4 separate regions of the Homo sapiens genome follow, and all the other regions are linked to region 1. A link is a contact called in ENCODE Hi-C or POLR2A ChIA-PET data. All regions are on one chromosome and are shown on one strand. The core of a region is the stretch at or near the end of the contact, and the rest is flanking DNA. Distances in the headings are between cores, read along the strand shown.

The links. Hi-C counts contacts between places; a loop is a spot of excess contacts on that map. ChIA-PET counts read pairs that join two places held with the same protein, here RNA polymerase II (POLR2A). Pooled maps may share reads with other maps.
Region 2: a map of gastrocnemius medialis shows a loop between it and region 1 (2.3-fold over the local background). The contact joins the promoter of RASA3 here to the enhancer-like site in region 1. A Hi-C loop is called at or near these places in 3 of 168 maps with a recorded cell type or tissue (cardiac septum, chondrocyte and gastrocnemius medialis) and 7 of 50 pooled maps. POLR2A ChIA-PET finds 5 or more read pairs at or near these places in 1 of 52 experiments (activated T-cell).
Region 3: a loop to region 1 is called in a pooled map, with 2.2 times the contacts of the local background. The contact joins the promoter of CDC16 here to the enhancer-like site in region 1. A Hi-C loop is called at or near these places in 2 of 168 maps with a recorded cell type or tissue (mammary epithelial cell and posterior cingulate gyrus) and 7 of 50 pooled maps. POLR2A ChIA-PET finds 5 or more read pairs at or near these places in 2 of 52 experiments (RWPE1 and activated T-cell).
Region 4: a pooled map shows a loop between it and region 1 (2.8-fold over the local background). The contact joins the promoter of CHAMP1 here to the enhancer-like site in region 1. A Hi-C loop is called at or near these places in 1 of 50 pooled maps. POLR2A ChIA-PET finds 5 or more read pairs at or near these places in 3 of 52 experiments (AG04449, PC-9 and naive thymus-derived CD8-positive, alpha-beta T cell).

What each region holds. Positions count from the first base shown.
Region 1 is chr13:113,833,811-113,839,556 of GRCh38, forward strand. It overlaps GAS6 (growth arrest specific 6), which reads right to left. Exons shown (of 15, transcript NM_000820.4): 6 at 4,259-4,381; 7 at 1,703-1,825; 8 at 741-862. GAS6-AS1 (GAS6 antisense RNA 1) reads left to right here. Exons shown (of 5, transcript NR_044995.2): 3 at 874-954; 4 at 4,267-4,437. Among named protein-coding and RNA genes, the nearest start is that of GAS6-AS1, 21 kb to the left of the region's middle. RefSeq lists enhancers at 3,472-3,681, 3,790-4,342, 4,182-4,241, 4,897-5,449, 5,621-5,746. Within about 2 kb of position 3,486, at least 30 of the 41 ENCODE cell types and tissues checked have a DNase peak (open chromatin) inside an H3K27ac peak, as active enhancers do; they include gastrocnemius medialis and mammary epithelial cell, where a contact is called at or near this core.
Region 2 is chr13:114,130,643-114,136,266 of GRCh38, forward strand. RASA3 (RAS p21 protein activator 3) reads right to left here and starts at 1,981. Exons shown (of 24, transcript NM_007368.4): 1 at 1,793-1,981. The coding sequence starts at 1,847. It overlaps LOC107987192 (a long non-coding RNA gene), which reads right to left and starts at 361. Exons shown (of 2, transcript XR_001750050.2): 1 at 1-361. RefSeq lists enhancers at 1-116, 407-906, 1,077-1,704, 3,993-4,172, 4,002-4,502 and silencers at 1,497-2,156, 2,187-2,286.
Region 3 is chr13:114,232,409-114,238,866 of GRCh38, forward strand. CDC16 (cell division cycle 16) reads left to right here and starts at 2,489. Exons shown (of 18, transcript NM_001078645.3): 1 at 2,489-2,724; 2 at 4,237-4,291; 3 at 4,391-4,488. The coding sequence starts at 2,677. RefSeq lists an enhancer at 2,288-2,337 and a silencer at 2,448-2,807.
Region 4 is chr13:114,310,160-114,316,251 of GRCh38, forward strand. CHAMP1 (chromosome alignment maintaining phosphoprotein 1) reads left to right here and starts at 4,344. Exons shown (of 3, transcript NM_032436.4): 1 at 4,344-4,484. RefSeq lists silencers at 2,935-3,229, 4,002-4,681.

The DNA of each region.
Region 1 (5,746 bases), core at 2,236-4,735:
ACAGGCACCGGTGTGACAGGTCAGTGTGACAGGTACTGTTGTGACAGGTCGGTGTGAGACACTGGTGTGACAAGTCAGTGTGACAGGCAGTGGTGTGACAGGTCGGTGTGACAGGCACCAGTGTGACAGGCCCCGGTGTGACAGGTAGGTCATGCTGTGACAGGCCCCGGTGTGACAGGTCGGTGTGACAGACACCAGTGTGACAGGCCCCGGTGTGACAGGTAGGTCATGCTGTGATAGGCCCCGGTGTGACAGGTCGGTGTGACAGGCACCAGTGTGACAGGTAGGTCATGCTGTGATAGGCCCCGGTGTGACAGGTCGGTGTGACAGGCACCAGTGTGACAGGCCCCGGTGTGACAGGTAGGTCATGCTGTGACAGGCACCGGTGTGACAGGCCCCGGTGTGACAGGTCGGTGTGACAGGCACCGGTGTGACAGGTCGGTCACGTTGGCTCCCTGGCACGCGGCAGAGTGGGGACCGTGCCCCCGTGAGTGTCACACTGGGGTCCACACCAGGCTGATCCACTGTGAGCTGGGAGTTGCCATAGAGACTCTATAAATACAACCAAACATCTTCCAGGGAACAGAAGCGTTTCTCATCCCAAACCTCCACATGGCCCTGGAGATCCCCAACACCTTAGCAAAGGCCAGGTCTTCACGGAAGTGTTTCTCCCGAAAGCCCCCACCGGCGAGGGCCCCCGGAACCACCGTGAAGGGCCCGCGGGGCCAGGGGCCGCCTACCTCACAGGTGTCCATGTCCTGGGACAGCTTGAGGCCCCCACGCCCGTCACAGTGGCAGGTGTAGCTCCCTGGGGAGTTCACGCAGACCTGCTCACAGCGGCCCTGCAGACACTCGTCCACATCTGCCAGCCAGAGGGAAGCGGCGGTGAGCCGGGGAGGCCTCTACGCTGTCCCGCCGTGGGATCACACCGCGATTGCTCAAACCACACGCAAGGTGCGCTCAAGGAATTACATGCAGATTCTAACGGGGGCGGCTTGGGGGTCGCGTCCCCCCCCACTGGAAAGCTAGGTTGCACCCTCGGCCTGCTCCTGCCCGGGCTCTTTCTTGAGGGAATAAAAATGTCGCAGGTGTCCCAGGAGGGTGCTCCCAACGAGCCAGACCCACCCCCGCTGCCGGGCCGGTGTGGAAGGCAGGTCTGGGAAGCACAGGGTCTGGGCTGTGCAGTGAGGTGTCCCCCGGAGCACAGAGGGGCCGACAGCTGTGGTGGGAAATGGAGGTCAGTGCAGGCAGCCTGGGCTTCCCCACCCTCTCTGTCTGCCTACTCAGCCCCACTGTTCCCATCACTGGGGGCACGGCCCCTCTTAGAGGCTCTACGGCCAACAGGGCCCTCCCCATGGCGGCTGGAAAGAGAGAACAGTAGAGGGAGGCTTGCTGCTCCCCGTCCCTTTGGGGAGAGGCCCCGTCTATGCAGGTGGAGAAGGGTACACACGTGTGTACATGCGGTGTATATGCATGTGTGCGGTTCGTTCATGTGCACAAGGGGCATGGGTGCCTGTGTGTGCTCACGTGTGTGCGGGCATGGTGGTAGCACAGGCCATTACCAGGCTGATAGAAACAGGGAGAAAGAGACTTTCTTTCACCAGAAGCACCCGGTTGTTAGCAACCGGCTCGGGCAGTGACTGGCACCCGTGTCTAGACTTGGGCGTCAGAGAAAGCGAGGGTGACCGCGTGGCGTGGGTACCTCGGCAAGCCTTCTCCTGGGAGCTGTACGCAAAGCCCTCGTCACAGAGGCAGGAGTAGGAGCCGGGCAGGTTCTTGCAGCGCGCCTCCCCGCAGGCCTCCGAGTCTGCGCACTCGTCTATGTCTGCAAGCAAAAAAAAACCGGCCAACCGCAGCACAGCGGCATCTCAGACGGGGCTGGGGCAGGCGGCTGCAGGGACTGGCCAGGGCACCACCCAGAGGTCGCATCCAGACTCTGTGGGGCCAGCGCGCCCTGGCCCCATTTCCCTGCCCTCCTCCCCTGACCGGGCAGCTCCCGGGGTGTTGGTGCACGCTTCTGATCAAGGCCCGGCTGGGAAGGCTGACTTCAGCCCAGCAGGTGGAGAGCTGGGAAGGGCCCTGCTTGGTGGAGGGGTGGGGGGCGGCGGTGCACGCTGTGCTGTTCCATTTAAATGACGGTGCTACAGGACACGGGGCCGTAAAAAGTAACCCCCCGGGGGCATTTGAAACTAAAACCCCAACCCCAAAGAGAAGCATTTACTGGTTTCAATCAATTTTCACTACCGGGTTAAACCACAATCCTAAGACTTGAGCATCTAATGTGGGACAGATGCTGTTTACGGCCAAGCACCCTGGGGTAGGAGGGGCAACCCTGAAATGAAGAGCCCTTTAGTCACCAGAGGAGAGCAAAGGCAGGGGCACGGAGAAAGGTGGGGGAGGAGAAGGGGGAGTAGGAGTGGGAGGAGGAAGGGGGGAGGGGAAGGAGGAAGAGGAGGAGGAGGAGGGGGAGAAGGGGGAGGGGGAGAAGGGGGAGGGGGAGAAGGGGAGGGGGAGAAGAGGAGGGGGAGGGGAGGAGGGGAGGAGGAGGGGGTAGGGAGAGGATGGAGAGGAGGGGGAGGAGGGGGAGGAGGAGGAGGGGGAGGAGGAGGGGGAGGGGGAGGAGAATGGGGAAGGGAAGGAGGAGGACGGAGGGGGAGGAGGACGGAGGGGGAGGACGACGGAGGGGGAGGAGGAGGAGAAGCAGGGAGGAAGAGGAGAAGGTGAGGGAGGGGTGGGGGAGGAGGTGAGGGAGGGGGTGGGGAGGGGTGAGGGAGGGGGTGGGGAGGGGTGAGGGAGGGGGTGGGGAGGGGTGGGGGAGGAGGAGGAGAGGGGAAATAAGGATGGGGGAGGAGGAGGGGGAAAAAGAGGAGGGGGAATGAGGAGGAAGAAGAGGGGAATGAGGAGGAAGAAGAGGGGAATGAGGAGGAGGAGGGGGAGGAAGAAGATGGGGAGGAAGAGGGGGAGTGGGGGGAGGAGGAGAAGAAAGAGGAGGAGGAAGATGAGGAGGAGGAGGAAGATGGGGAGGAGGAGGGGGAGTGGGGGGGAGGAGGAGGGGGAGTGGGGAGAGGAGGAGGGGGAGTGGGGAAAGGAGGAGGGGGAATGGTGGGGAGGAAGAGGAAGATGGGGAGGAGGAGGAGAGGACGGGAATGCCTCTGTCACTGTGGGCAGTAACTGTGAGCCTAGACTTTGCCGGGAGTGCCCGACTGGTGCAGGGACCCACGGGAGATGCTTTAGACGTCATCTCTCAGGATCGGCCTAGTCTTCACCTCTCTTTAAACCTGGGGTGCTGCTGTCTTCCAGGTCAGGGATAGAGCAGTGATGGGAGGGGCTCTGTCCTCGGCGGGGAAATGGGTTTATGTGTTAAGATGGGAATCACGTCATCTGCACACAGGGCTAACTCCTGGGTGGTCAGGGAAGGGAACCACCAAAGTGGACAGAAATAGCAGCTGCCTTTTGAAATCGGGGGATGGGGTGTGGCCCCTCCTGTCTGGTCAGATTCACTCTCCAGATCCTGGGGCTGTTTCTCCCTGAGCAACTGTCTGTCCTGTCCACGCAGTTCGGTGTCCTGGACAGTCAGCAGCAGCGCTAAGAACTATGCCAGAAACTCTCAGGGACACGCCTGGGCATGTCCAGATACAACGTGGGGAGGGAGGAGGAAGGTGCTCCCCCTGCAAAGTGGCAAAGGGCCAGTGGCAGCAGCAGCACCTGGAACAGCGTCGGGGGCGCGCACATTCACAGTGACTTTCTGGGGTGTCCTGGGGCTCCCCAGCTCTGGCCCTGGGCTGAGGGAACCCCAGACTGAAATATGAAAGGAAGTGGGGAGGGCAGGGCTATATTTAGTGGACAGAGGGAGACCAACAACGGGGTGCTTCTGGGGATGCTGGGGAGAGTGGACGGCGGGGGGACCCTAGCCTGGAGCCCTGACCCACAAGCTCACTACACAAGTGCCTGGAGCACTTCCAGGCTCTGTGAGGCTCTGGGGAATGGACGAGGCCCTACAGCCAGCAGTGTGGCCTCATGGGCTGGGCCGGCCCCCTGAGTCCTGGCCCTCAGATGCCGGGTGAGTCATCCTGGTGTGGTGCCGAGCAGCTCCCTGTGCTGCGGCTGGCCTGGGCTTGTGTAGTCTCTGCAGGATGCCCCATCCCATCCAGAACCACAGGAACCCAGCCAGCAGCAGCCGCTTGCAGAAGAGCAGACATGACCGAAAATAGAAGGTGGGGAGAGGAGAGAGGAGAGAGGCCTCACCCCAGGGCCTTACCTTGGCAGGTCCTGCCATCAGAGGAGAGCTCGAAGCCGCTGTGGCAGGAACAGTGGAAGCTACCCGGCTTGTTGTGGCAGATCTGGAGGCAGCCCCCGTTCTCCTGGCTGCATTCGTTGACATCTGGGAACAAGCACAGGCCTGAAGGGGAGCCCAAGGGTGCACAGCCCCTGGCTACGGTAGGAAGAGATCCCAGAGGTGCACAGCCCAGCCCTGGAGCAGGGAGGGAGCCCAGAGGTGCACAGCCCAGCCCTGGAGCAGAGAGAGATCCCAAAGGTGCACAGCCCAGCCCTGGAGCAGGGAGGGAGACCAGGGGTCACAGCCTAGCCCCGGAGCAGGAGGAAGGGACCCCGGGGGTGCACAGCCCAGCCCTGGAGCAGGGAGGGAGCCCAGGGGTGCACAGCCCAGCCCCGGAGCAGGAGGAGGGGACCCCGGGGGTGCACAGCCCAGCCCTGGAGCAGGGAGGGAGCCCGGGGGTGCACAGCCCAGCCCCGGAGCAGGAGGAAGGGACCCCGGGGGTGCACAGCCCAGCCCTGGAGCAGGGAGGGAGCCCGGGGGTGCACAGCCCAGCCCCGCAGCAGGAGGAAGGGACCCCGGGGGTGCACAGCCCAGCCCTGGAGCAGGGAGGGAGCCCGGGGGTGCACAGCCCAGCACTGGAGCAGGGAAGGAGCCGGGGGGGTGCACAGCCCAGCACTGGAGCAGGAGGAAGGGACCGCGGGTGTGCACAGCCCAGCCCTGGAGCAGGGAGAGAGCCTGGGAGTGCACAGCCCAGCCCCCGAGCAGAGAGAGATCCTAGAGGTGCACAGCCCAGCCCTGGAGCAGAGAGGGACCCCAGGGCTTGGACCTCACACCCCACTCAGCAGCCCTAGCGTTTCATGGCCCCTGGTCCTGGCCTTGCGTGTGGAGGTAGATGGTGGGAGGGCATGGGGGATCCCCAGCTGCGGTCTCAGCCTGGGGAGCTGCTGGCAGTCACAGCCCACAGGGCTCAGCTCCCTGGATGCCCATGTGCTTGCAGGAGGAGGCTGCAGGCCAGGAGTGACCTCTGGGTGCCGAGGACAGACAAGGCCAGGCCAGAGCTGGCCACTCCTTAGCAAAGCCCTCCCAGGCCACCTGTGGGGTAGGATTTGCCAAAGGGGACAGGCTGGCCTGCTGGGCTCTCCACTATGGGTCTCCACCAGGCCCTGGAGCTATTCTTCCTCCAGGGTCTTCACTGACACCACAGGTCTACACTGAAGGACGGTCAGAGGTGAAATCTCCCCCCGGCCTTTCAATCAGTGGGTGCCACTGACACCACAGGTCTGCACTCAAGGACGGTCAGAGGTGAAATTTCCCCCCCGCCTTTCAATCAGTGGGTGCCACTGACACCACAGGTCTGCACTCAAGGACGGTCAGAGGTGAAATTTCCCCCCCCGCCCTTCAATCAGTGGGTGCTGAGGCATCACTTGGTGTTTCCTTTCCTTCCAGCCCTGCTCCCAGAAAGGAGACTGC
Region 2 (5,624 bases), core at 731-3,230, 300 kb after region 1:
CTCCTGTTCTACTTCCCATGCCTTCTGTAAAGTCCTGCCGTGGCCTGAAGTGTAGCCCTTCCTGGAGTACACAGCGAGCATGCTGTGCCGGCTGTGGGCCCCCCACCCCCGAGCCGCAAAGCCCCAGGCCGCCTCTGCCTGCTGCCTGGAGACCTGGCACTGCCCCACAGGGGCACCCACCTCCAGCCCTCCTGCCCCCGTGACTGAGGAAGCCCAGTGCTTCTCACACTCCTCAGACTCGCTGGCTGAGCCAAGCAGCCTTGGCTGAAGGAAAGAGCAGCAAACTGACCCCCACGGGCCGCGACCTTTCCCCACCCAGGCAAGGCGACCTCAGGCACTTCAGGGAGCGCCAGCTCTGGCTTTCTTGTATGAAAGTGACAGCGGATTTAAACCACATTAACAAAAGAAATCCCTCCTCTCTGGACTACTCAAAGCGGAAGTGCTGCCACATCCTAGCTGCAGCGCTTCTGGGCCAAATATCAAGACAGTGTCTCAGCGATGATCCGCAAACCAAAATAAAGCCGACAGGAAACAGCCCGCTGGTTTAGGGGAGCTGGAATGCCTCCGGCAGCATCAAATGTCATCAACAACTGACACTCAGCCCGTTCCCGGAGGCCTCTTCACACGGGAAGAGGCCGGCTGCGAAGTGCGGCTCAGTGGGGGAGAAGGACCGTGGGGACCGCGACACTGCAGGCCCTGGAAGCCTCTCCAGCCTGAACCGCGCTGTGGTCCAGCACACTCATGGCATGAATATGGAACAGTCACTCCAGGAAACGGTCTTGCTCTGGGGGAGGGGGAGGACTTCCACATCACTCTCCCAAGATAAAACAACCAGGGAAAAGCAGATCCCTCCAGATAAACCAGAAGTCCAGACACAGCCTCCTCTCCGGAAACGCCTCCGGGAGCCCACTTCAGAAGCTGCTGAAGCCCAGAGAAAAACCGCAGCCTCGCAGGCCCTGGTCGCCACCAGCTCGCCCGCCACTTCTCAGTGGAAAGGGACGTGGTGCCGATGGGTCCGGGGTCTCCCCGCCCCGCGGGAGCCCTCAGCCAGAACGCCCCACCAGCACACACGCACACATGCACACACACAAACGCGCGCACACACACGCGCCCACACACAAATACACACGCGCGCACACATGCATCCACACACAAATACGCACCCACACATGCACCCACAAACGCACGCGCACACACACCGCCCACACATGGACACACAAACACAAGCACACACAAACACGCGCGCACGCAGGCACAGACGCGCGCGCACAGCAGCAGCAGCGCGCCGGGGCCTCACGCCCCTGGGGAGAAGCGTGAAGGAGCCTCCACATTCCCCGGAAAGGAAGTTTCTGGGCGCAGCGGAGAAAGGGAGATGCCGAGACCCCGACGTCAGTGGATTTGACACCTGAAGTGCAGGCGCCCAGACAGCCTCAGGCGCGCGCACTCCTGCAAACACGCGGGGCACACGCTCGGGCGCACACGCGGACAGACGTCCCTCGGCGCAGGGACCCCACCTCCTCCGCCGCTACCAGGGACCGGGGCCGCTCCGGGCGCAGAGGAGGCGCAGGGAGCCGCGTTACCCCGGAGCCGACTCGACCCAGCCCGAGGCCCGGGGAGGCGGGGAGGTGGGGAGGGGCCGCGGAGCCGGACCAGCCGTTCTCCGGGGAGCGCGCCGCGCCTGGAGGGCGTCTCCGCCGGGGTCCCCAGCAAGGATCTGCGGAGGGGAGGCGGGCGCGGGAGAGGACAGGGTCGGGCCGGGGGGTCGGACGCGTGGCTGCCGGCGGACACTCACCGATCTTGATCTTCACGCTCTGGAAGACCCGGAGCCCCTCGTCCTCCACCGCCATGCTGCGCGTCCGCGCCCGCCGAGCCTCGCCCCAAGCGCGCGCCGAGCCCGGGCAGCTCAGGCCGAGCAGGAGGAGCGGCGGCGCCGGAGCCCCGAGCGCGGCCGAGGGTCCGCCCGCCTGCAAGACCGCCAGTTGGCCGAGGGCGAGGGCGGGGACCGGGAGGCTCCGCCCGCGGCCCGGCCCCTGCTCCCAACTGGCCCGGGCCCTGCAGGGGCGGGGTTGGCAGGGACGGCGCTGGCGGGTGGCGGAGACCCGGGGGGCGCAGGGATCGGCTTCCCCCGAGGCCTCGGCCCCCGCCCCCGCCCCGCGGATTGGCCGCTGAGCGGAAGGGACCCCAGCGGGCTGCCTGGCGGAAGAGACGAAGGAAGGTCGCCGGCGCGGCCCGGGCCCGCTGAGCGAGGCTGAGCGATTGACTCGCGGACGAACTTTGCCAAGAGAAGTTCACGTACAACGATCTGGCAGGGGAGGAATCCCGCGCCCAGCCCCAGCTCCTGAGATGCGATCCGAAGGCACCTGCTGCAGACGCACGAGGGGGGCGGGGACACATACACGCACACACAGCCCCCCACCCCAGACCTCCGGCATGGGCAGGTCCCCCCCCCAAGTCCCCCTGCAGACCCCAGCATGGGCAGGTCTCCCCCCCCCCAGTCCCCCTGCAGACCCCGGCATGGGCAGGTCTCCCCCCCCCAGTCCCCCTGCAGACCCCGGCATGGGCAGGTCTCCCCCCCCAGTCCCCCTGCAGACCCCGGCATGGGCAGGTCCCCCCCAGTCCCCCTGCAGACCCCGGCATGGGCAGGTCCCCCCCCAGTCCCCCTGCAGACCCCGGCACGGGCAGGTCCCCCCCCAGTCCCCCTGCAGACCCCGGCACCGGCAGGTCTCCCCCACCCAGTCCCCCTGCAGACCCCAGCATGAGCAGGTCCCCCCCCAGTCCCCCTGCAGACCCCAGCATGAGCAGGTCCCCCCCCCAAGTCCCCCTGCAGACCCCAGCATGGGCAGGTCCCCCCCCAGTCCCCTGCAGACCCCGGCATGGGCAGGTCCCCCCCCAGTCCCCCTGCAGACCCCGGCATGGGCAGGTCCCCCCCCCAAGTCCCCCTGCAGACCCCGGCATGGGCAGGTCCCCCCCCAGTTCCCCTGCAGACCCCGGCATGGGCAGGTCCCCCCCCAGTCCCCCTGCAGACCCCGGCATGAGCAGGTCCCCCCCCAGTCCCCCTGCAGACCCCGGCATGAGCAGGTCCCCCCCCCAAGTCCCCCTGCAGACCCCGGCATGGGCAGGTCCCCCCCCAAGTCCCCTTGCAGACCCCAGCATGGGCAGGTCCCCCCCCAAGTCCCCCTGCAGACCCCGGCATGGGCAGGTCCCCCCCCAGTCCCCCTGCAGACCCCAGCATGGGCAGGTACCACCCTTACCTCCCTTTCTTCTGTCTCGAGGTCTCCTCCTCCCTGACCTCCTCTCTGAGGAGTATGTTTGTGTGTGTGTATGAACTGTAGGTGTGTATATGAACTGAGACTACACTCCCTCCTCTATGTTGCAAAACTTCATTGCACCCAGTGCCACACACACACCCTACACATATATACACACATACATATACCACACATACACTACATATACATATACATACACATAGACACCACACACAGACACCACACACATACTACACACGTGTACACACATACATATACACACATATACACACACCCTACATACACACACCACATATACACATGAACACATATGTTCATATACACACAACACAGACAGCACACACATATACTACCCATACACATGCACAGACATACACACTAAACATACATACACACACCTACGTGAACATACACAAACACACACACACTGCATGGAGAGGAACAGGAGCTTCATGAAGATAGAGGCCTATTTTTTTCCACTGCTTACCTTCACTTCCTAAAAAGCAGTTCCATGCGTTGAAAGAATGAATGGCCTTTCTTCCCCTGACTGCTGGGAGCCTGCAGCCACAGGGGCCTCTCTCATCCTCAGCCCTTGCAAGCCTGGTGCTCACTGGGGCAGAACAGGAGGTTAAGGCGGCACCCCTGGTTCCAACCCAGAGCCTCTGCGTCTAGCGCTGGCCCTGGGTGGCGTCTGCAGTGGGTGCTGTGGACGCCATCCACACCCCTGCTTTACGACGGAGACTATGCTTCCGTTTGGAGCCACTGGAAGCAAGCCGGCTCCTGTGTTTCTCCGAGGACCAGTGGAGTCCTCTGTGGCAGCCCAGCCACAAAGCTGCTTCTCTGCCATCCCTCCACCCTCACAGGCCTGCTGATAAACTCAACGCGGATCTCGCTTTGGTGTTTGTTTCCAGGCGACAGCTGGGGTCAGGAGTGAATCTCCAGACTGCAGCAGTGGCAGCCAGGACGGGAGCCCCTTGGAAGGAAATGCACTGGCAGCGGCAGGATCTCGGGTGCTGGAGAGTTCGGGAAAGTCACAGATACATGGACTATGGAATCAGGTGGCTCGTGTTGAGGGCAAGATAATGAAAAGATCACCACCTGAAACAAAAGGGTGGCACGCTAACGGGCCTCCTCAGTGCCACATAAGACACTCATCTCCTGTGACCAGAGGAAAACCAAAACACTGGATCAGGGCCAGGACTTAACCGTGTAGAAGGCAGAGCTCCAGAGAAGGCCAGGTGCTTGGCCTCAGAAGGTGTTGTTCCAGGTTCGGGTGCTCGGCCTCGGAAGGTGCTGTTCCAAGCTCTGGACCCTGACTGGGAAGAAGAGAGGCCCTGACTGGGAAGAAGAGAGGCTTGCGATGGGGCCATCTGAATGAATGCACTCAAAAATCTTGAATCCCAGATTCCTCTAAATCTGCTGGGCCTGAAGAGGTGTCACATTTCTGTCTGTTAAGGACAAATGCTGTTTCTGTGCTTGAAGACACTGCAGAGACCTCTGCAAGGCGACACGCCTGCCACCCACCTCCAGCTCAGCTCCTCCAGGTCAGCATCATCAAGCTGGAGAAGTGCTGAGGCTAAAAACTGAGGAAGAGACAGTCGGCCAAGGAGCTTCAGGACCAAAATGCATGCACCAGCATGAGCCAGGGGTAAATGCAGAACTAGATCCAAAGAACGTTGGATTCAGGGGAGGCAGAATGTAGAGTTAGATGTTAGAATTCATTGACATGGGCGCATTCAGTCATGATACAGGGTTTAGCCCCTGGGAGGTGCTCCGTGCTGCTAGGGTGGCGTTTTCAACTCGTAAAGTAAAGCAATGTCCCACATTAAGCAGCTGTCTGTCAGGATTGGAAAAGGCACTCCTGGGGTCCAGGCTCACTGCACCGGCTGGTGGCCCAGGCCCAGACGTCAGCAGGGCTGGAGCAGGGCTTCTCTGGTGCTCCTGCTGGCGGCTGAGGTGCACAGTCACCCTCACCTCCCGGCAAATGAGCACTCCTCTCCCAGTCATGATGGAGAAAACACGCATCTCCCTGACTCACTCCTTAACCCAGCCGCAAACTTCACTGGGTTAGCCTCGGTCCATTTCACTCCTACATCTCGAAACTGTGGTCGTCTTTACGATACCACAAGAACCTGGGGGGCGGACAGTCCCAGAGAAAAAGTTTGTGCTGCACAAATGGATGCTGGGCATGACCAGAGTGCCCCACAGACGGTCGACTCAGACCCCACGTGCATCTCTCCCCAGTCGGTCCCTAAAACCCACCCTCAGTGCTTATCCAGGCACATCGGAGCAAGGTATCTGTATGTGGGGCCCCCAGCCCTCTGAGAGGCACAGGGGCTGAGCATACATCCAGGG
Region 3 (6,458 bases), core at 1,239-3,738, 400 kb after region 1:
TGTGCATTAGCAAAGAACCTGGCAGCATTGTGCCCCTGCTCTAGGGATCTCTGGAACTTTGAACTTGAGAGTGATGAGTTAGGGTATCTGGCAGAGGACTCCTGAAAGTGATTTCTGTTAAATCTCGCCCTGGCAATATTAATTACAAATTTACCTTCCAGGTACAAAACAAGGACAAGATGAGATTAGTCACTCTTCTGCCTACCCTGATATGGGCTACATAACTCTTTCCTCTACTCCCTCTTGTCAGATGTTTGCCTCATCTTATGTAAATTGTTGGTTTACTGAGCACTAATCAGAGCATCACTGTGGACCCCTCCCTTTTTTTCCTCCTGCTTGCCGTCTCCTCCTAAACACCCAGTCCCCATAACCCTATTTGGATGGCACAGTTGATGCTTCTGTGGCTTGCGTTTTTCCCGGGCCCATCATCAGACTTCTACTGATGGAGACATTTGCCTCAGTCACTCATTTTTGGTTAACTAGGAATCTCATTAAATGGATAGAAGTCGTTGAAAATATGGCTTAAAACACACCTCACCACATGCCTGCCCCAAGTTAATGAGCAGAGTTGATTACTGCCTGCTTGCAGAAGTGGGAAAGGAGGAGGAAAAGGAAATATACAGGGGGACAAATTTTTAAACACAACTTCAAAATATTACCCAGTCATATATGTATACACACACATAGAAAATTACACGGCAGATTACTTACAGTAGCGTGAGAGAATTTTTGAGTGGGTGGGATTCTTTACAGCAAGTTTTTTTTTTTTTGCTTCTTTGAATTTTTTTTACTCTTTTAGGTTTTTATATTTATAAAAGTTATATTTACTTTTTAAAAGTGTCAACCTTAATATTGAGATTCAGAAATATGATTACATATAGTGTGTATTTGAGCACAGAGCCTGAGAATGGCCACCTGGACAAATGGGGTCAGCCTTTCCAAGTGGAGCTCAGGTCTCTCTTACCAGGCGGAGACAGAAGCTCCAGCAGGATCACCACAGTTCTCATATGAGACCAGGGGCACACGCCGCAGCGGTTCCATTGGTTAGGGATCTCTGTATTTGAAGGAAGATTGCGTTATAACTCCATGAGGAGGGGTAGTGATCTGAGGGGGTCTTATCTCCGGTGCCATTTGGTCTTTATTGTTTACAGGGAAAAAGGCAGAAGTTACAGCTGGGTGTGGCATGACCTAGGCCGCGTAGCCACATTCCCCTCAAGGCTCAGGTAATTCAAAGTTCCAACAGCTTCAAGTTTAAATTATTTTAAGTTTGAATGATTTAATTTCACAAAAGGTAATATATGCACATTGACTGAAATTCAAAAGCACAAAAAGATATCCAAGGAAGTACCTCTCCCACTTCTACCATCTCTCATCTTCCAGCACTCCTTCCAGAGGCCTTGCGCTATGCCGGTTTTCTCATTTTTCCTTCCTGGGACAGTTTAGGGATTTTTCTACCTATCATTAAATTCGTATTTTACTCAAATGCAGGCATACGATAAACACGATCCTATACTTGCTTTTTCCCACATACTATATCTTGAAGATCGTTCAATGTCCATGCAAAGCTGACTGTTCTTTTGAACAGCCAGCGAGTATTCCATTACGTGAGCGTATCATGACCTATTTACTCAGTTCCATACTTCATGGGTGTTTAAATTGTCTGCAATCTTTTGCTATTACAAACGAAACCACAGGTCATTTTGCACACATGCAAAAATGCAAATCCATGGTATATTTCCCAAAATAAAAATCATTAGGTTTAACAGCACGAACACCTTTAAATTTGGAAGATATTCCAATTCGTTCATCCTAGAGAGTATACCAATACCACTCACAAAACTTGAGGGTGCCTGCTTCCCGACATTCCTGCTAGCAGTGTCATCAACCTTTGTGATCTTTGTTAACATATGAAAAGTGGTACTCTAATTTTAATTTTTATTATGAATTAAGTTGGACTTTCTTTCGTATGTTAAAGTCTATTTGCATTTCTTTCCCTGTGAACTGTTTTTTGCCTGTCTTTCTCCTGAGCCATTGGTCTCTTCCCACTGACTTATTACATATATGTAAAGGGAATATTGGCTCTACATTATAAGGAAATTCGAATTTTGTGATAGGTTTCAAATTTTTCCCTAGGTTGTCTTTGACTTCATTTGCTGTTTGTGCACACAATTTTTTTTTTTTGTAATGAGAGTGCGTTGCTCTTATTTTTAAAATGTTGACTACATTCTGGGGAAAGAAGGCTCAGCAGCCACCTGCTTTTTTGCCCGGGTGGGTGGTCCGGCCCCGAGCCCTCCTGACTCTCTCGCCAATGCCCAGAGGCGCCGCAGCGATTCCAGGGAGGCCGCGCTCTCGCCCCAAGGCAACCAGAAGCCCACGTGCCAGGAGAGGCATCGGAACCAACAACTCGGGTCCGTTTTCCCGCGCCAGATGGGATTCGTTTGCTGTGGACTTCCGGGGCGGGGCCTGCCTGGAGCGGAAGAGCCTGGGCAGTGCACGGGGCCTGGGTGGGGGGTGCGGGTGTGGGTGGGGACCTGCGGCCTTCGAGTCCGCGGCCTTCGAGTCCTGGGGCGGCGGCGGCGGCTGCAGGCACGGGCACGGGCACGGGGCGGGGTGCTTAGGGTGCAGGAGGCGCGCGCCTAGCGGCGGAGTGTGGCGTGAGGCCGGGCCCGCGCCGCCATGAACCTAGAGCGGCTGCGGAAGCGCGTCCGGCAGTACCTCGACCAGGTGGGCGGCCCCGACTCGGGGTGCGGGGCCCAGGCCTCGCCGGGTCTTTTTCCGCGCGGCGTGGGGCTGGGGTGACTGTTGTCGGGGCTCTTGGTGGGGAAGGACTGGGCCGGCCCTGGGCCTTCATCTGGGGCCAGCAGCGCTGTCTCCGCCTCGCCCAGAAGGGAGCGGTCCCTGCAGCTGGGAGGGGCACAGCCCGGGGAGTGGAGGCCCCCGAGCGCACGGGGCGCCTCAGTCGGGTCTGAGCCTCGTTCTGCACCTGGCGCGGAGGAGGTGCCCAGGAAACACTGACTACTCAGTGCAAGTTGAAGGACAATTTTTGGAGGAAAGTTGCAGGGCTAGCTAATAAAACATTTTTGAGAGGTTTAGTTGTAATTTTTACTGGGCTGAATTTAAGTGAATAAAGATGTGAAGAAGCCTGTTGTCTCAAATCAATACTTTAAAAATTCTCGTTAACTATGTCTGTGTTCTCTGCACTACCTTTGAATAGCAGAGAGCGTTTAAGGCAAGAAGTGTCTTCGAGAATCAGCAGCATCAGTTTTATCTATATTGTTGTTTATTTTTTGTTGAAATGCTTGCTCTTTCAGGAAATTGGAAAGAAAGGGAAAGAAAAGCCATGGTAATGCAGAGTTTTCGGAATTGGGTGCTAACTGACGTGGCCAAATGTTTGCAGTCCATTTGGAGGGCTGTGTTTTTATTTACCATGAGTCAGTTGAATTCAGTGTTTTCTGATCACTTTTTCTTCGGTACGGAGACGTAGTGAGGAATATGACAGGCCCGGTTTCCAGCCAGAGACACCGGTATTGAGCATATTTATAACTATCCCGTTGGCATTCCTCCTGCCTCGGGCTAGCAGCAGTGGTCCTGGCTTGTCTCCAGGGGAACTGAGGCAGAGACTGTAGAAGACTGAGGACTGAGGAGCAGAACAGGGTCTAAAGCTAGCCGTAGGTCACTGTGGGTGGCCCTCATTGTCGGCTCCTTCATTTTTGTTAGACTTGGAGGAGGTGAGTTCTTCCCCATGTTCAGTGAAGCTTAGTTAATTTATGTGTGTGTGTTTTTAAACTTGAGTGTTATTAAAACTGCCACTGTGTTATATAAGGTATTTGAGTATAGTGTTCTGTCTTCTAAATTTCACTTTGGGATTCATTAACAGCTCGTTGAAAGTGTTATATAAATCACACATGAATTGTTAATGACTAGCTTTTGCTGTTTCACTTGCATTTCACTTGTATGTTTCACGATACATTTTTACAGTGTATGAGTTTTAAAAAATTACCTTCATAAGTTGCATATACAAAGATATTACAGGAATGTTTGTATTGCGACACTGAACTAAAATTTACCCTACGTGAGATGTAAGATAGAGATGTAACAAATTGTTGTCTTGAGATGAAGATTTATTACATAGAATTATATTAATATATTACATAGAATTATAATAATATTAGATAACTGTTTAAGACTATTAAAATAACAGGGCAGTTACCACCTTTTTTTTTTTTTGGTATGCAGCAACAGTATCAAAGTGCTCTATTTTGGGCAGATAAAGTAGCTTCACTCTCTCGTGGTAAGTGACAAAATGCTAACTGGTTTTCTGATTAATCTTAAAATTCGTTTTCTATTTCACCTTGTACCTCTGACCACTTATGTGAATTTTTCCCTCCAGAAGAACCCCAGGACATCTATTGGTTGGCTCAGTGTCTTTACCTGACAGCACAATATCACAGAGCCGCCCATGCACTTCGGTCACGAAAACTGGACAAAGTAAGTGATGGTATGAACTTTAAAGCTCTTCAGAGCTTTAAAAAAAATGTCATTAGTGGCCGGGCGCGGTGGCTTACACCTGTAATCCCAGCGCTTTGGAAAGCCAAGGCAGGTGGATCATGAGGTCAGGAGCTCAAGACCAAGATGGTGAAACCCCATCTCCGCTAAAAATACAAAAATTAGCCGGACGTGGTGGCAGGCGCCTGTAATCCCAGCTACTCGGGAGGCTGAGGCAGAGAATTACTTGAACCTGGGAGGTGGAGGTTGCAGTGAGCTGAGTTCGTGCATTGCACTCCAGCCTGGACAACAGAGCAAGACTCTGTCTCAAAAAAAAAAAAAGTCATTAGGGTTTTAGGTGTATATTCCATTTCTGTTGAAATTATTTAACTTGATGCAATTTTTCTTTGTTTTTGTTTTTTTGAGGTCTCTCTGTGTCACCCAGGAGTGCAGTGGGATGATCGTGGCTCACTATAACCTCAGACTCCTGAGTTCAAGTGATCCTTCTGCCTCAGCCTCCCTAATAGCTGGGACTACAGGTGCATGCCACCACACCCAGCTAATTTTTAAATTTTTTTGGTAGAGACAGAGCCTCACTATGTTGCCCAGGCTAGTCTTGAACTCCTGGTCTCAAGCAGTCCTCCCGCCTTGGTCTCCCAAAGTGCTGGGATTATAGATGTGAGTCATCACAGTAGGCCCAGTTTTTTTTTAGTGAAAGTGAAGGGAAAATGTCTTATACCTAATCTGTCACCTTCTTTTTCCCCCATCTCCCATCTAGTCTCTAAATTCTGAAGACTGTTTTCTAAACAGCTCTGGAATCATGGATATTCCTCTTCCTCCCCACTCGTACGTGTCAGGCCTTTGATTTTTTTGTCTGTTCTGTTACAGCCTCTCTTCTTGTCTCTTTTCCCCAGTAACAGTTTCTCTCTTCTTATCTTCCCTGTCACAAGTTCATCTTGTGAACTATTACAGGAGTGAGTAGTCTTTAAAACACGGATGTGGTTATATTCCCACAAAGTCATTCAGTGACTTCCCATTAGCTGCAGGATAAAGTCAGATGCATCAGTAGGTCTGTGAGGCCCTCCTTGTTTTCTCTCCACTCTGCGTCTAATCCACCACCATCAATACCTGGAGCACGTGCTCCAGTCACGTGGTGCTGCTGTGAGCTCCTTGGACACCCAGCAGTTATTCACACTCAGGGCCTGAAGTGGAGCTGCTGCGATCTCCTTGGACGCCCAGCAGTTATTCACACTCAGTGCCTGAAGTGGAGCTGCTGTGAGCTCCTCGGACGCCCAGCAGTTATTCACACTGAGGGCCTGAAGTGGAGCTGCTGCGATCTCCTCGGACGCCCAGCAGTTATTCACACTCAGTGCCTGAAGTGGAGCTGCTGTGAGCTCCTCGGACGCCCAGCAGTTATTCACACTCAGGGCCTGAAGTGGAGCTGCTGCGATCTCCTCGGATGCCCAGCAGTTATTCACACTCAGTGCCTGAAGTGGAGCTGCTGCGAGCTCCTCGGACGCCCAGCAGTTATTCACACTCAGGGCCTGAAGTGGAGCTGCTGCGAGCTCCTCGGACGCCCAGCAGTTATTCACACTCAGGGCCTGAAGTGGAGCTGCTGCGATCTCCTCGGACGCCCAGCAGTTATTCACACTCAGTGCCTGAAGTGGAGCTGCTGCGATCTCCTTGGACCCCCAGCAGTTATTCACACTCAGTGCTTGAAGAGCTACCCAGTGCTCCACTCCTCTGCCTGACCACTTACTCGCTGCCTCACTTACTCGCTCTCCTGCAGATGTTTACTTCTCCACCTGGTTGATGCTTTCTGTTGCCCCGTTTCGTCATGCTTACCTGTTGTGCTTAGTTCACATCTCCCCTACTGTAACCTCCTGGGGCAGGGCCTTACTGCTTTTGAATCCTTGGTGCCTAGTAAACAGTAGGTTCATAATAAATATGGTTTAACAGGACTGGATTTTTTT
Region 4 (6,092 bases), core at 3,094-5,593, 480 kb after region 1:
AACTGGCCATATGAGAACTTAGCTGCTCTGCCGGCCAGCACCAGGCTCCCAGTTGCCTTTCACTCGCTCACTGGCGCTCAACTAGCATTGATTGAGTGCCTGCAATGCAGCAGTCAGTGCCCATCTGCCACCCCTGGCAGCTGTGTGGACCTAGACTGCCCTTCAGCAAAGTCTGCTGCTCTGCCTGAGAGGAAAGGAAGAGCCCCATGCCCACCAGCAAAGGCTTCTGGGGCCTGGGCATCCTCTCCTCCCTCCAAAACTGGGGCTAGTGAATGGTTAAAAAAAAAAATTAAGAAAATATTAATGGACTTGATTCTAATTTTTATATTTGATTTTTATTTTTCAGTCCTATTTAAAAAAATGTCTAAAACTCGGAAATAAGGCAAAAAAGAGTGATTGCATGGCTGTGTCATGTCTGACAAGCTCCGATTATTTAACAGTTGACCCACATTTGTGCCCACACTGTGACATCACATGTTTCCTTACGGATTTTTGCCCAGTAGAGATGTGAGTGATTTCTATAACATGGCCTCAAAGGTGGCAGTTGTGCTTCCCTGTAGGATCCTAACCACTTTTGTTTCTAACTGGCCATTTGACTCCACTTTTTCTAGTGGCTGCACGTACTCAGCTTTATGAACCTTCTGAACTAGCTTCATCCTCCTCTGGATTCCCTCATGAATGAGTTAAATAAATCCTCTGAGATTGAGACCGTCCTGGCCAACATGGTGAAACCCTATCTCTACCAAAAATACAAAAATTAGCTGGGCGTGGTGGCAAGTGCCTGTAGTCCCAGCTACTCATGAGGCTGAGGCAGGAGAATCACTTGAACCCGGGAGGTGGAGGTTGCAGTGAGTAGAGATCGCACCACTGCACTCCAGCCTGCCGACAGAGCAAGACTCCGTCTCAAAAAAAAATACAAAATAAAATAAATCCTCTGATATGTGTTCACTTTATATTCGTGTGAGTCATGTGTTTAACTTTTGAGAACTATACTTTGACATTCCCCAAAGCCCAGCAACAGAGCTAGATACTCAGGAGGAATTCCATTTTATCATACTTCCCATTAAGTAACTTATTTTAGTTCCCATTATTTTGCATTATTATAAATTAAGTAGAAATAGCAGAATAATTTGTCCTTTTTTATTATAAAGTAGCTAAGTTGATTATATTAGATCTAAATTATAAGCTGGACTGCTTTTATTATTTCTCTTACAGGAAGCACTTAATAATTTATTTCTAATTTTTATTATGTTCCTTGTAATACATATTAATGCAGCAATTTGAATGGAAAAATTAAGTCTGACTTTCTGACAGAAAGCCAGTCTGATTTTGGCTGCTTCATTTGACAACATGATTCTGTGTAGGTTTTGAATATGTGCAGATACTCAGCACTGTTATTCTTTATACACAGAAGACAAATGACAAAGTCCAGTGCCATCTCAGCTAATGAGTTTGCAGCTCCTCAAAGGCTGTCAGGCTGCCACTTTCTACTGCAATTGTAGTTCACCTGCCTCTACCCATTCCCTGATTCAAGTCTGGTCCCTGGAACATAGTATAGGTTGAGAAAACATCAAAATAAACTGTTGAGAAGTATATGTTCAATAGATCCTTAAGTGAAATTTTGAAAGTCCATAAGGGTCTGGTTTTAGTACAGGATTTTATGAGAGTTATTTCTGCTTTCTTTGGTTACTTTAAAGTTTAGTGCAATATACTGGGAACCTTTCAAAAGGCCAAATTGGGAGTTTATTTGCATTATTCATCTTGAACTATTTAATATTCTATAACTACAATAGCTTTTTTAACATGATTTCAATTCAGAATAATAGCAGAGGGTGTTTTGGTTTTTGTTATTTCGTCACCAAGAGTTGCCTTCTGCTAGAGTTTTGTTCAGTGTTCAATTGGAATAGGTCTCTTGGGATCATCAACTCATTCTGACACTTCAGGAAAAAACAACTGAAGCAGCCATTCAAATTAGGTCCTGCAGCCACAACGAACCTGTTTCATATTAAGAGTCAGGATCTCAAAAAGTTCTCAATCAGTAAATCTTTGCTATTCAGAGAAAATAAAAGATCCTCTCATTTCTGCATTTAACATTTACAGTTTACAAACTGTTTTCATTGGCTCTTTTAAAAGCTTGTAACTAGGTGGATACTTTTTAAAGAAATCTATTAAATTTAATGAATCAATTTTGCTGCAAAAACAAAACTTAGAAAAATCCTAAAATATTTAATATTGATATTTGAATCCTAGAAATCAGAATCATTCCGGAAATTAACACAGGATCCTAAATTTTGCATGAAAGGGAGGTAGAGCCAGGCGCTGTGGCTCACGCCTGTAATCCCAGCACTTTGGGAGGCTGAGACGGGCGGATCACGAGGTCAGGAGATCGAGACCATCCTGGCTAACACGGTGAAACCCCGTCTCTACTAAAAAAATACAAAAAAATTAGCCGGGCGTGGTGGCGGGAGCCTGTAGTCCCAGCTACTCGGGAGACTGAGGCAGGAGAATGGCATGAACCCGGGAGGCGGAGCTTGCAGTAAGCCGAGATGGCGCCACTGCACTCTAGCCTGGGCGACAGAGCGAGACTCTGTCTCAAAAAAAAAAAAAAAAAAAAAAGAAAAGAAAAGAAAAGAAAAAAATGTAAACACAATATAGCAACTTTTGTGATACAGCAAAAGCAATGCTAAAGGGGGAGTTTATAGCTATAAATACATCAAAAACCAAGAAAATCTCAAATTAACAACCTAACTTTACAACTTAATGAACTATAAAAAGAAAAACTAAATCCAAAGCTGGCAAAAAGAAGGAAATAATAAAGATTAAAGCCAAGATAAATGAAATAGAAAATAGAAAACGATAGAGAAAATCAATGAAACCAAAAATTGGTTCTTTGAAAATGTCAAAGCATTATTCACAATATCTTGAATAGGGAAGCAAGCCAAGTGTCCATCAACAGGTGAGTGGATAAGCAAAATGTGGCATATCCATACAATGGGATAGTATTCAGTGTTAAAAAGGAAGGAAATTCCACAATGTGCTACAACATGGATGAACCTTGAGGATGTTCTGCTAAGTAAAATAAGTCAGTCACAAGACAAATACTGTATGATTCCACTCTTATGAGTAGTCAGACTCAGAGACACAGGAAGTAAGATGGTGACTGCCAGAAAGTAGAAGGTAGAGGGGAACCGAGAGTTAACATGTAATGCATAGTTTGTTTTTCAAGATGAAAGAGGTACAGAGATGGATGGTGGTGTTATGAATATACTTACCACCACTGAGCTGTACACGTAAAGATAGTTAAGACGGTAAATTCTATGGATTTTATTTTTATTTTTTTGAGACAGAGTCTCACTCTCTCCCCCAGGCTGGAGTGCAGTGGCGCGATCTCGCTGTAACCTCCGCCTCCCCGGTTCTATGGGATTCTCCTGCCTCAGCCTCCCTAGTAGCTGGGGTTACACGCGCCCGCCACCACGCCTGGCTAATATTGTATTTTTAGCAGAGACAAGGTTTCACCAGGTTGGACAGGCTGGTCTCGAACTCCTGACCTCAGATGATTCACCTGCCTAGGCCTCTCAAAGTGCTGGGATTACAAGCGTGAGCCACCGCGCCCGGCCATTCTATAGTTCATTTTCACCACAAAAACAAAAATGAAATTCACAACAAGCAAAACTTCAGAAGGGTACAAAGGTAGAGAGCAGTGTGAGCTAATTTTACAGTCTTTCAAAGCATACAGACTGATGGCATCAGCATTAGAGGTGCATGCATTTTAATTAGAATTGTGGTGGTAACATTCATAAAACTGAAAACAAAAAACGAAGAAGATAACTTCTGGGAATCGGGACTTTCAGTGGAGGCGGGGTGATGAGAAAAGGAATATTTACTGTCATCCAACAACTTTGTCTTGTACTTTTGTCATAGGTATTATGCCAGTAATATCCCTGAGAATGTATGGGGCAGGTCTAGCTCTTTTTTTCCTAATAAATTCATTCACACAACAATCAAAACAGCAAGAAAAGGAAGAGATATCCGCACGGCGGCGGCAGGCCGGGGCCGTTCCAAGGGCCTGGCCGGAGGCCACAGGCCAGACGCGGCGGAACCCTCCCGGAGCCGCGCCCGGGCGCGCGCGGGAAGCGGAGGCGGAGTGGGCACGTGCGGCACTTCCGGGGCGGGGCGGGCACGCAGCCCTTCCGAAGGCCCGCGCGAGCCGCTAGTTTTGCCCACGCACTTTTGGCACAGCCGCGCCACGCGATCGGCGATCTGATTGGCCCGCGCGGGAGGGCGCGCGGCGCCAAACTTGCTTCCCGTCAGCCCCCGCCCGTCCCGCGGGAGCGCGCACGCTCGCGCACCCGGATCCCGGCTCCTGCATCCAGTCGCCATTCGGGAGGCCGCTGCGCTGCAGGGCCTCGCGGAGCCGCCCGCGACCGCGAGCCGGGCCCTCCGCGCGGTCCATCGCCCACTGGACGCCGCCCGCGGCCGGACCGGTGAGGAGCGAGAGCGAGCGGGGGAGGGGCGTGGTTGGGGCCTGCATCCCCGAGCCCCGTGTCGGCCGCCGACCTGGCGGGGACGGTCCCGGGAAGCCGCGGGTCCGAGTGAAGGGGGCCTGCGCTGCCTCGCTTCCCACACGGCCCGAGGGAAGGGCCCGCCCCCACAGGCCGGGGCGGGAGTGCGTCTTTGTGCAGGGAGCGGGGAGGCCCGGTGTCAGTCGCTGCCGAGGCTGGAAACATTGCGTTTGAAACCATTGGGAAGTTGAGGGCGGCACAAGACGAAAGCCATTCTTTCTGTTTTAGTTCTAGACTGCCTCCTCTTCTGTCATTATTACTGTTTAAAAATCCGCTATACAGCCTCCAAAGTGGGAGAGGACATTTGTAAACCTGATAAAGAGTTAATGTCTAGAATACAAGAAGAGATGCAACTGACCAACAAAAAGCAACCCAGTTCAAGAATGGGCAAGGAATTTGAATAGATATTTCTCCAGAGAAGAGAGACAAATGGCCAATAAGCACGTGCAGTGATGCTCAACATCACTAACCATTAAGGAAATGCAGATGAAAACCACAATGAGATACCACCTCACACCTGTTAGGGTGGCTATTAAAAAAAAGGGAAATTATGAGTGTTGGGGATGTGGAGAAATTGAAGCTCGGGTGCATTGCTGGTGGGAAAGTAGGGTGGTGCAGCAGCTATGGAAATTGGTAGTCGTTCCTCAGTTCTAGGTTTATACCCCCAAAAATTGACAGCAGAGACTCAGATACTTGTTCACAAATGTTCATCGCAGCATTATTCAAAATCCAGATGTCTATCAACATGTGGATGAAAGGCAAGCTGTGGTATATACATATAATGAATGGACCATTGTTCATCTTTAGAAAGGAATGAAATTCTGATACATGCTGCAATATAAACGAACACATTATACAGTATAAACGAGCACATTGAACACATTATGTTGAGTGAAATAAGACACAAAAAAGACATACTGTATGATTCCCCCTCAGGCACAGAATTGAGATTACCAGCACTGAAAGTGGAGAGTGGAAGTTACTGTTTCATGGGTACAGAATTTCTGTTTGTGGTGAAGAAGTTCTGGAAGTGGATAGTGGTGATGTTTGCACAACGTTTTAGTACTAAACTAACTAAATTGTGCTTTTAAAAATGATTAAATGGCAAGTTTTGTTTTTTTTTTTTTTTTTGAGACGGGAGTTTCGCTCTCGTTGCCCAGGCTGGAGTGCAATGGCCCGACCTTGGCTCACTGCAACCTCCGCCCCCTGGGTTCAAGGGATTCTTTTGCCTCATTCTCCCAAGTAGCTGGCATTACAGGCGCTTGCCACCACACCTGGCTAATTTTGTATTTTTAGTAGAGATAGGGTTTCTCCATGTTGGTCAGGCTGGTTTCGAACTCCTGACCTCAGGTGATCCACCCGCCTCGGCCTTCCAAAGTGCTGAAATTACAGGCATGAACCACCATGTCCGGCCTAAATGGCAAGTTTTTTGTTTTTATTTTTGTTTTTGTTTTTTAATGAGCCAGAGTTTCACTTTTGTTGCCTGGGCTGGAGTGCAGTTATGCGATCTTGGCCCACTGCAGCCTCCGT